Regions from separate parts of the Homo sapiens genome. Here all the other regions are linked to region 1. A link is a contact called in ENCODE Hi-C or POLR2A ChIA-PET data. All regions are on one chromosome and are shown on one strand. The core of a region is the stretch at or near the end of the contact, and the rest is flanking DNA. Distances in the headings are between cores, read along the strand shown. Region 1 overlaps CDKAL1 (CDKAL1 threonylcarbamoyladenosine tRNA methylthiotransferase). Region 2 overlaps LOC107986579 (a long non-coding RNA gene). Region 3 overlaps CASC15 (cancer susceptibility 15).

The links. Hi-C counts contacts between places; a loop is a spot of excess contacts on that map. ChIA-PET counts read pairs that join two places held with the same protein, here RNA polymerase II (POLR2A). Pooled maps may share reads with other maps.
Region 2: a loop to region 1 is called in a pooled map, with 2.1 times the contacts of the local background. The contact joins two enhancer-like sites. A Hi-C loop is called at or near these places in 2 of 50 pooled maps. POLR2A ChIA-PET finds 5 or more read pairs at or near these places in 2 of 52 experiments (Panc1 and SK-N-SH).
Region 3: a loop to region 1 is called in a map of Calu3, with 4 times the contacts of the local background. The contact joins two enhancer-like sites. A Hi-C loop is called at or near these places in 2 of 168 maps with a recorded cell type or tissue (Calu3 and endothelial cell of umbilical vein) and 2 of 50 pooled maps. POLR2A ChIA-PET finds 5 or more read pairs at or near these places in 1 of 52 experiments (H1).

The regions. Positions count from the first base shown.
Region 1 is chr6:20,876,169-20,879,332 of GRCh38, forward strand. All of the region lies in intron 9 of CDKAL1 (CDKAL1 threonylcarbamoyladenosine tRNA methylthiotransferase), which reads left to right. Among named protein-coding and RNA genes, the nearest start is that of CDKAL1, 340 kb to the left of the region's middle. RefSeq lists enhancers at 913-2,112, 1,456-1,685. Within about 2 kb of position 1,328, at least 17 of the 41 ENCODE cell types and tissues checked have a DNase peak (open chromatin) inside an H3K27ac peak, as active enhancers do.
Region 2 is chr6:21,535,886-21,539,427 of GRCh38, forward strand. LOC107986579 (a long non-coding RNA gene) reads right to left here. Exons shown (of 3, transcript XR_001744022.2): 2 at 3,012-3,139; 3 at 1,479-2,079. Among named protein-coding and RNA genes, the nearest start is that of LINC00581, 26 kb to the left of the region's middle. Within about 2 kb of position 1,971, at least 2 of the 41 ENCODE cell types and tissues checked have a DNase peak (open chromatin) inside an H3K27ac peak, as active enhancers do.
Region 3 is chr6:21,730,134-21,733,546 of GRCh38, forward strand. The region is part of intron 2 of CASC15 (cancer susceptibility 15); the gene reads left to right. Among named protein-coding and RNA genes, the nearest start is that of CASC15, 65 kb to the left of the region's middle. Within about 2 kb of position 1,383, at least 4 of the 41 ENCODE cell types and tissues checked have a DNase peak (open chromatin) inside an H3K27ac peak, as active enhancers do.

The sequences.
Region 1 (3,164 bases), core at 78-2,577:
CAGGATCTGAGCACCCTGGTGGGTTTCTGCTGATAAATATAAGAACCTGTAGTTTAAAACTGGCAGAGCTGGACTGGGGATTAGAAAAGTCACTGCAACTTTAAGCAGCAGATTCTTTCACTTGGGGCAGGATGTAAGGGTGTACTTTCTCTAAAGATGCCGTCAGTACAAATGCGGAGGATAGATTACTACTGCTTGCTGCTAACATGACAGGACATTCAGGGTGCCACTACTGTTGAGTGTGGAGTCAGCCTTGGAGGAAAAAATCCCCAAAACCTTCTTTGGCAATTGTCTCTTATGTAGTGGACATATTTTAGGCAAAATGACAGCATTTGTGCATTGATGGGATTAATGCTTCATTCTAAGGATTAAATTCGTTAATATTTTTTCTTTGTGTACTTTTTTATTCCTAAAACTTTTATTTTGAGCATGCAGGAGACAGGGATTTCTTGGAAAGAATATGAATTTTGAAGTCAGGCAGACCTAGATATGAATGCAAATTCTGTTGCTTCTTAGCCACTTGTAACAGGCAGGCGTAGAATTCAGTGTGTAATCATTAAACATTTTGTTTTCTTTCCTCACATTGGTGAGGATAGTTTTCTTTTGAGTATTTGCTTTAGTGCCTTTAATTAATGAAAAACAACTAGTTAAAAGGTTGGCTAATTCCTTTATGATATACACACACACACGTACACACAGAGCTACCTATCTCCTCTCTTACTTTTTATTGTCAGTCTTTTTATTACAAATTAGTCTTCTACATATTATAAATTTAAATGCTAACTAGAACCAGCTAAAAAGTCAATACACTTGTTCAATCAACACTTTTATTTAACACATAGTATGTGCTGTGTATTGGAAGGTCTGGTGATGATGGTTCCAATTCTGGCCTTCTGAAGCTTATATTCTAAATGGAGGATGCTGTAGACTGCTGTGAATACGGTGGAATCAATAAGCATTTACATTGTGATGGGAAAGACTTTTGTGGTTAGGGAAGCATTCCTGCAGGCAGTGTTGTAAAATGTGGAGCACTTTACAAAAAATATGTTCATAATAGCAATTACGACTGAGGGATATGAAAACACCTCAACTGTTAAATAAGCATGGTGATTCTGACCTGGACAGATTTGTGAACGTCATCTACAAGTCTTTGCCATCTAATATCTGATGAGATTTAGGGATTTTTAGCCTAATATCTTGAAAGTATCCTTGGAGTTTTCAGATCCTCACTTTGTCCAAACTTGCTGTCCTGTTCCTGTTTTCACAGAAACTTCAGGTGTCCTCACAGGCTGACTAGGACCAAGGTATACCTATCTGACCATTATGCGGGCCAGTCTGAGGTCACTGCCCTGGGGCTGAGACCTGTGTCACTGATTTACTAGTGACTCACTGTGTATTACCGCAGCTGGCCCTTGACTCTGCTTCCTCAGCTGTAGTTCAGTATGAACTCAGAAAACTTGTTTGTGACCCGAAATTAGTTCTGTGTTCATTTCTTACTCTTACTCATGCACACATGACTCATGACTTAGTCCTTGTTTTAAACTTGTGCATTAGGGTAGCTCTGAATTATGTCCTCCTTCTCCTAGAAGCAGAACCTCTTATCCTGTTTTGACTTGGCCCTTGACTGCTTAAAATGTCTGTAGTTGGCTTTGTATGGTTATAATCCTAGCCCCTTAGGCTGGGAATTTTGGCCATCTGTGGTCTCTATTTCTAGCCTTAGCCCTAACCACCCCACTTCCTGCTGCTCCTGTCAAATGCACTTACTTATACTTTTCCGTATGTGTCTCAAGCTTTCCTACAAAGATGATGGGTCTTTGCTGACCCTATTTCTTTCGTTCAGGATGAGCTCAAAATTACCACATTAGTTTTGAAACTTGCTCTAATTTCTCCTACCAGGAGGAATTTCTTCCTTCTTGGCAATACTGTGGTATTTAATGGTATTTTACTGTTTTGCACTTTGTATTATACTTATTTGTGTTATGTCTTGTCGCCCCTACTAGACTGTAAGATGATTTTATCTGTATACCATTAAGTGTCTCATACATACAGATTCTCAGTAAAATTTTGCTGGTGGAATGGAGTGGAGACCCAGGCTTTAGATAGTAACTGGGAACAACAAGATCGAATTTCTTATCTGTTCGTACCTAATAAGCTCCTCTCTCCCCTCGCCCATAGGCTTTGCTTACCTGTCACAGAACCTACCCTGCCTTTTTTCCTACATGCGGTATTATTGTCCTGAACTCCTTCAAGTGTTAAGTAAATCAGTAAATCTTTAAAGCCAACCTTAGCGGCCAGGTGCAGTGGCTCACGCCTGTAATCCCAGCACTTTGAGGGGCGGAGGCCGGCGGATCACTTGAGATCAGGAGTTCAAGACCAGCCTGGCCAACATGGTGAAACCCCGTGTCTACCAAAAACATAAAAAATTAGCCGGGTGTGGTGATGCATGCCTGTAATCCCAGCTATTCAGGAGGCTGAGGCGCTTGAACTCGGGGAGTGGGCGGAGGTTGCAGTGAGCTGAGATCATGCCACTGCACTCCAGCCTGGGTGACAGAGCAAGACTCTGTCTCATAAATAAATAAATAGCTAACCATAGCAACTCTATCAGATTTTAAAGAAATATCCCCCTTCGGCAGGGCATGGTGGCTCACGCCTGTAATCCCAGCACTTTGCGAGGCCAACGTGGGCGGATCACCTGAGGTCAGGGGTTCAAGACCAGCCTGGCCAACATGGTGAAACCCTCTCTATACTAAAAATACAAAAATTAGTCAGGCATGGTGGCGGGCGCCTGTAATCCCAGCTACTCGGGAGGCTGAGGCAGGAGAATCACTTGAACCTGAGAGGCAGAGGTTGCAGTGAGCCGAGATCGCACCATTGCACTCCAGCCTGGGTGACAGAGCAAGATTCTATCTCATTAAAAAAAAAAGAAAAAAATAATAAATAAATAAAAGAAGTATTCCCCATTGGTGATTGTACCAAAAGGATATAGAAATACCTGCCTAGTCCCTAGGACTGATGTACAGGTGGACTCTTTGCATTTCTGTAGAGAACCCACAAAACCTCTAGTACCAGTGACAAAGTCAGGCTGCCCCAAAGGGGCAAAGCCACTTTGGTAGAGTGAGGAAGAGGCAGTAAGAGTCTCTAGTTAGTTTTGAAGTCTTGGTCTT
Region 2 (3,542 bases), core at 721-3,220, 660 kb after region 1:
GACAGTCTCGCTGTGTTGCCCAGGCTAAAGTGCAGTGGCACAGTCTTGGCTCACTGCAACCTCTGCCTCCTGGGTTCAAGCAATTCTCCCACCTCAGCCTCCCAAGTAACTGGGACTACAGGCGAACGCCACTGCGCCCAGCTAATTTTTGTATTTTTAGTAAAGATGGGATTTCACTATGTTGGCCAGGCTGGTCTTGAACTCCTAACCTCAAGTGATCCACACTCCTTGGCCTCCCAGAGTGCTGGGATTACAGGCGTGAGCCACCACGCCAGGCAAGAAATGTTAAATGTTACTTTGTTGATATTACTCTTGTGGCAAATTAAAATGAATAAGTATCTTTATAGGGTGCTGTTGAGAAACATTTCCCCCATTCTGTGTGTGTCCAGTTACCATTTTAGACTTGGGATAAGACTTTAATTTAACCCTATTGAATTCTGCATGTTAAATTCATTTTATTATTTCACTCTCCTAAGATCATTTAGAGTGCTGACTCTATCATTCCACGTACTTGTCCTCTCCAGCCTGTGTAATCTGTGAATCTGTTAAGAGCCCTGTGGCAGACACTGCTAATCGCATATCTGATATCCATTTTCACTTTCTTCCTTACACATCCCTGACTTAGTTGGATTGTAGCAATGGACCCAGTTTAGGTGCTTTAACTCCCAGCATCCCTTGCGGCTAGTGGTGGTCATGTGATACAGTTCTGGCCAATGAGATGAAAGCAGAGTCATTGGGTAGGCTTCCAGATCAGTTTATTGAAGAGGCCAGACCCATGAGAATGAAAACCAAATTCAAAGAATGATGGAGAGGGAAAAACAAGTAGTCCAGGGCACGATGCCACTGTGGGGCTGTAGCGTCAGCCCTGTGTTGTGCACCTCCAGTCACATAACTCCTGGAGATGTGACAACAACAACTCCTATTTGATGAAGCCTCTGTCACTAGGTTTCTGTCACATTTAGCTAATGCAATTACCACCTGTTGCAGATGCCATCTACAGTCTTATCAAAATATATGGCGGGGTGGGGGTGAGGGATGAAATACTACCTACTAGGTACAGTGCACACTATTCAGATGACAGATACACTAAAAGCCTAGTCTTCACCACTACATAATATATCCATGGGCTCATGCCTATAATCCCAGCACTTTGAGAGGCCGAGGTGGGTGGATCACCTGAGGTCAGGAGTTCAAGGCCAGCCTGGCCAACATGGCGAAAAGCCATCTGTACTAAAAATACAAAAATTAGCCAGGCGTGGTGGCGCACGCCTGTAGTCCCAGATACTCAGGAGGCTGAGGCAGAAGAATCGCTTGAACCTGGGAGGTGGAGTTTGCAGTGAGGCGAGATTGTGCCACTGTGCTCCAGCCTGGGTGACAGTGACAGAGGGAGACTCTGTCTCAGAAAAAAAAAAAAAAAGTCCTAGAGCTGAGGCTCACACTCATATTCTCACAGCCAGTGTTAATTGTAGTACGCCATATCATTAGAATAACTCATACAAACCTCCCTTTTATATGATACCTTCTCTTCAAGATCTCATTTTACTTTACCCAAATTATATTATTAACCTTTCAAATGTCCTTGGGCATTAATAGGAATTAAAGAAAGTTTTTTGCTTCTCAGGGGAATATACTTTGGCTTTGAGTATCTGAGTGCCCTGCTCATAATCAGAGATCCAGAGGGAGTAAAGAAAATATACTTAAAAGCTTTTGCAACTATAGGGGCAACAGACTGGAAAAGGGGCCCAAATTTTCCTCTGGACTCAGATGGGTCACTTTGCCCTCAACCCCATTGTTGGGATCTCACTAAGAATAACTTTTTCCCTGTTAACATTTGCCACTCTTTCTAAATGGAAAACAGTTTGTACATTTCTCTTACCACCCAGAAGTAGGACAGTCCTGGCACAAACATTTCCTTGATATTTAATAACTCCCCAACTCCCTCCAACTGCTGCAGCTGCTGCACAGCAGACACAGGGAAAGATTAGATATGGCATTTGCACCTGGCCAGTCATAAACGGCTCCTTGGTTACATGCGAAGGTTAACAGGCCCAATTCCCTTCTCTTCTTCCACCCAGAATGCTGCAACATGAAAGAGAGCTGTAATTATTTATAAACAATAAAAACTCCTATGGAGCATATAAAATGAATGGGTTTATTTCCCTACTCAGAATGCAAGTAGACATTTTCCTGGTTGTCGACATCTTTGGGGCTATGATTAGAAATGCCTCCTCTACCCCTTGTATTTGAATGTGAGACTCTAGGTCTTGTTTGTATCAGAGTGATGGGGGCAGACTCTTCATATCTATTGTATGCTGTCTGCTACTTAGTGATTCTAACCTTTGCAAACTAAGACTCCTTCTCTTAGTAACGTTGCCTTGGTACTTTGTGGTACGTCTGCCACTAGCTGGCCTCTCTTCCCCTTGCTCCTGTTTTTCTGACCCAGCAATGATCTCAAGTGGGAGAAATGCAGCTCAGCTTGGGAAATGGGGCGGAGTTGGGGGCATTTCATTGAGTTCTCTCCTTAATCATGATTCAGTGGGTCCTGGCTGGCTCAACACAAGACGAAAATGAGTTTATAGACCTCTATAGTCAGCTGTCATCTGCTTAGCTCCAATGTGGTAATTTGAGAGCAAAACAGAAAAAAATGCAAAAACTCAAAGACTCCATGTTAATAGATGACTTGAATGTGCTCCCTTTTTTCACAAACCCTAATGCTGTACACTTTTGCTACCAGTATGTTACATAAGCATGATTCACTCTTAGAACTGAATGACTCCTTTGACCACTTGGAGTTCAGAGGCACACAAGGCACTGTAGTGGAAACGGAAGCTTGTCATATTGGTGGCACTTTCTACTCATAGTTTCTAGGAGTTTCCAAGCTTTTCAAGTAGGAGAGCCTGTTTTTTACCCAAAAATAGCAGTTTTGTTTTCATCTCTGTTGATTGAGAACACCAAAAGTTACCACGAAAGCCGCACATTTTGTATTTATTCATCATTACAAAGCTACTTACGCATGAAAAAGAGCAGTACACATATTGCAATACGTTATTCTGTCCTTGATAATACTTGATATGTAGATTCCAGGACCCCTTAATGTAACCCAGAGGGTTCACAGGGATTCAAAGCCCAAATCAGTCACCTTTGAAAGAAAAAATGACTCTTTTAGAAAGGATTTAAAGGGAGAGCTGTTAAAATCTTACAAAAACTTGCAGAATAAGATCCTTTGATACACCATGTTCCAAAGGACAAATGAGAAATCTAGGGAGATAGCTTTTAAATTTCTAGCAATAATTTCAGCACTTAGGCATCTGCTGTTTAGCCAACCTATGGATATTGTATTTTTTAATGGACCAATGTAATTGGATAAAATTCCTAATCAGCTCAAAATTTTTATTTTAAATGAGTAACCCTTAGTATAATCACTGCATTAGCAATAGTGAACTACATTTGAAAATCCCTATTTAGTAAAACTACATTAAGTAAAATGCAAAAAATATGATAAGCAATCTAATTTAATTTCTATATGAGATTATTAACACATA
Region 3 (3,413 bases), core at 133-2,632, 850 kb after region 1:
TTGTGTACTATTAATATTAAATATCCCACTTTGGACTAGATGAAAATAATTATTTTACAACATTATTAATACCTTAGTTTAAAACATAGAGTATGTAAAGAAATGTGTGATGATAAACCATTTTGTAATTTATTTATTTATTTAATTTTTGAGGCAGAGTTTCGCTCTTGTTGCCTAGGCTGGAGTGCAATGGCACGATCTAGGCTCACCGCAACCTCTGCCTCCAGGGTTCAAGCGATTCTCCTGCCTCAGCCTCCTGAGTACCTGGGATTACGGGCATGCGCCACCACGCCTGGCTAATTTTTGTATTTTTAATAGAAACGGGGTTTCTCCATGTTGGTCAGGCTGGTCTCGAACTCCTGACCTCAGGTGATCCATCCACCTCGGCCTCCCAAAGTTCTGGGATTACAGGCATGAGCCACCGTGCTGGGCCCCGTTTTGTAATTTAGACCTTCACTAAGTTATACTGTCTTCCCTCACCCGATTGCCCTGAACTAGTACCATTGTAATCTCTGTTCCAACCGTAGAGACAGTTTGCAGAATTTTCAGGGCTGAGCCGCAGTTCTGGCCCAGGTTCCTGTGGATGCTGAGGTTTCCGCTGACTTCCAAGATAGCACGGAGGTGGGGGCGTTGTGTCCTATGCTGCGTTCAAAAGCTGAGCTTCCGTTGCCTTAGCATTTCGCTAATGGCAGCTGTGCTGTGTGTCTTTATTGCAGGTGCTTTTTCCTGATATTTGTTTGAGCTGTTGGTGTTCAGCCTTGGTCATTTAGATTCTTCTTATCTCCCTGTTATCATGGTGTTTAGTTTAGTGTGTGTTTTTTTGTTTTGTTTTTGTTTTTTGTTTTTGTTTTTTTTGAGATGGAGTCTCACTCTGTCATCCAGGCTGGAGTGCAACCTCAGCTCACTGCAACCTCTGCCTTTTGGCTTCAAGTGATTCTTCTGCCTCAGCCTCCTAAGTAGCTGGGTCTACAGGTGTGCACCACTATACCCGGCTAACTTTAGTATTTTTAGTAGAGATGGGGTTTCGCCATGTTGGCCAGGCTGGTCTTGAACTTCTGACCTCAAGTGATTCACCCACTTCAGCCTCCCAAAGTGCTGGGATTACAGGTGTGAGCCACCACGCCCACCCCTCTTTTTTTTCTTTTTCAAATATTCTTTCTTTTCCTCATAGCTGCACTTTGTAATGCATAGGGTTAATAAATTGTTATTAGATCTCCCTGGCCAAGCTTAGAATAGAGCAAAGAGTCACTGAGAGCTAGATGTGTAGACAGGGGCCTTGAAAGTTTTGGTGATTTGCTCAAGGTAACCCAGCGGGTGGGTGGTAACAGAGCTGAGACTGCTGGGAGCTCCTTTTCAGTGATGCTTAACCATGTCTCCCTTCTGCTGCCTGTAGCTGTTTCTGTGTCTGGACTTGTAATCATAGGTGGATTCATATGACACCTCTCTAACTGCACCAAGAACAGGAATGTCCACCCTCCTTGAAGGATATGAGTTCTAATGTGGATTCTTGGTCTTCTTTGGGGGCTCTTCTTATGTTTAATGCACTTGTTGCAGCATATACTGAGAGTCTGTGAAATGTTTTCAGATGTAAACTATTGAATCATTTCAAGTATTTGTATTCATTAGTACTCATAGCACAAATGCCATTCCTGTCCCTTAAAGTGTGCAAAGCATGGGTGTTTGAGGGCTTGGCAACCAACGTGTGGGCACCTCTATTTTGAAATCGGTTTTGTTTGCAATTAACAAAGGTTAACAAAAAAGTCCTTTTGGGAAGTTTGGCCGAGGTCCTAGAATTTGTACATACCTTTGCAATGTGCTCATACTCTGTGGCACATCTAGGATCCTCAGCCCCTTGTTCTTCGCTTTTTCAGTTGACCAAGTTAAATATTAAAGGAAGAGGATTTCTTTCTTGCTACCAGGGGATTTTATCATGGTAAAAGGCTTTTAAATAATTTTTTAAAGTTGTGATAAAATACACATAACATAAAATTTGCCATTCGAACCATTTTTAAGCATACGGTTCAGTGGTGTTAAGTATATTCACATCATTGTGCAACCATCACCACCATCCATCTCCAGAACCCTTTTCATCTTGCAAGACTGCAACTGGGCGTGGCAAAATATTTTGTATGTACAAATAAATCTTTAAAGCTGAAACAGGCCAGGCACGGTGGCTCACGCCTGTAATCCCAGCTCTTTGGGAGACTGAGGCAGGTGGATCACGAGGTCAGGAGTTCGAGAGCAGCCTGGCCAATATGGTGAAACCCCGTCTCTACTAAAAATACAGAAATTAGCTGGGCGTGGTGGCATGCGCCTGTAGTCCCAGCTGCTCCGCAGCCTGAGGCAGGAGAATCGCTTGAACTTGGGAGGCGGAGGTTGCAGTGAGCCGAGATCACATCACTGCACTCCAGCCTGGGCTACAGAGTGAGACTCCATCAAAAAAAAAAAAAGGCTGAAACAATAAAGTTCTTATGGTAGAAGGTGCAGTAGTGACATATCTCTAATTCAATTTATATTTTCTGTTTCTTTAACATTTCAACATCTTCAAGTAACATTTATATAGTGTTTTCTTATATTCTCATTGAAGATTCAAAACTCATGTGGGATAGGCATTAATATTCCCATTTTATAAATGAGGAATTTGAAGTAGTAACAGAAAAAAGGTAATGAACAAATCAGGACTCCAGCTTAGTGCTGTGGGCTCTAAATCCTTTTCTGTCTCCATTCTACTGTGCTTCAAAAGGCTGTGACTAATGTTTTCTTTATCTATCTATCTACCTAGCTAGCTGGCTGGCTGGCTATTTAGCTAGCGATCTCTTTATTTTGTGGGGATGGAGCAGGCATTGAGGGAGGCTTTCTGGAGTTTTGTTTTAAATTCTGGGTCTTGCCCTGACAACAGACAGTTGTGTTCATAACCTTGGGCATCTCATCGGATCAGGGATTATGGTGCTTTGCCTAAACACTTAGTAGATGCAGCAGCTGTCTATTCAAATACTACTTTAAAAAATGCCTGGAATTGTATTTAAATTGCTTCAATTTTTCACTAATTAAATTGTAGATTGTTTCTCCTGGGGATTTTGCACTAGGCCGAGTTTCCTCAATTGTTGGTGTTGGACAATGACAAAATAAATCTTTTGCATTGTAGCTTAGTAAAAAATCCTGCTGAATGGGCTAAATAAGTCCACAGTCATCCCATAAGAGACTTATTTTTTAAAAAAACAATTTTTTTTTTTTTTGGTAAGACCAGGCATGGACAGATATTGGGCTTTTGTTTGTTTTTATTTCTGTACTTTGATTCTGGTGCTTAAAATACCTGGAGGGGTCACAGACACAACGGAGGCCCATGTCTTCTATTGAATGTGTCAGCTTCCTTGGTCTGCATGGGTTTTACCAAGAACTGTACAATGGAATTC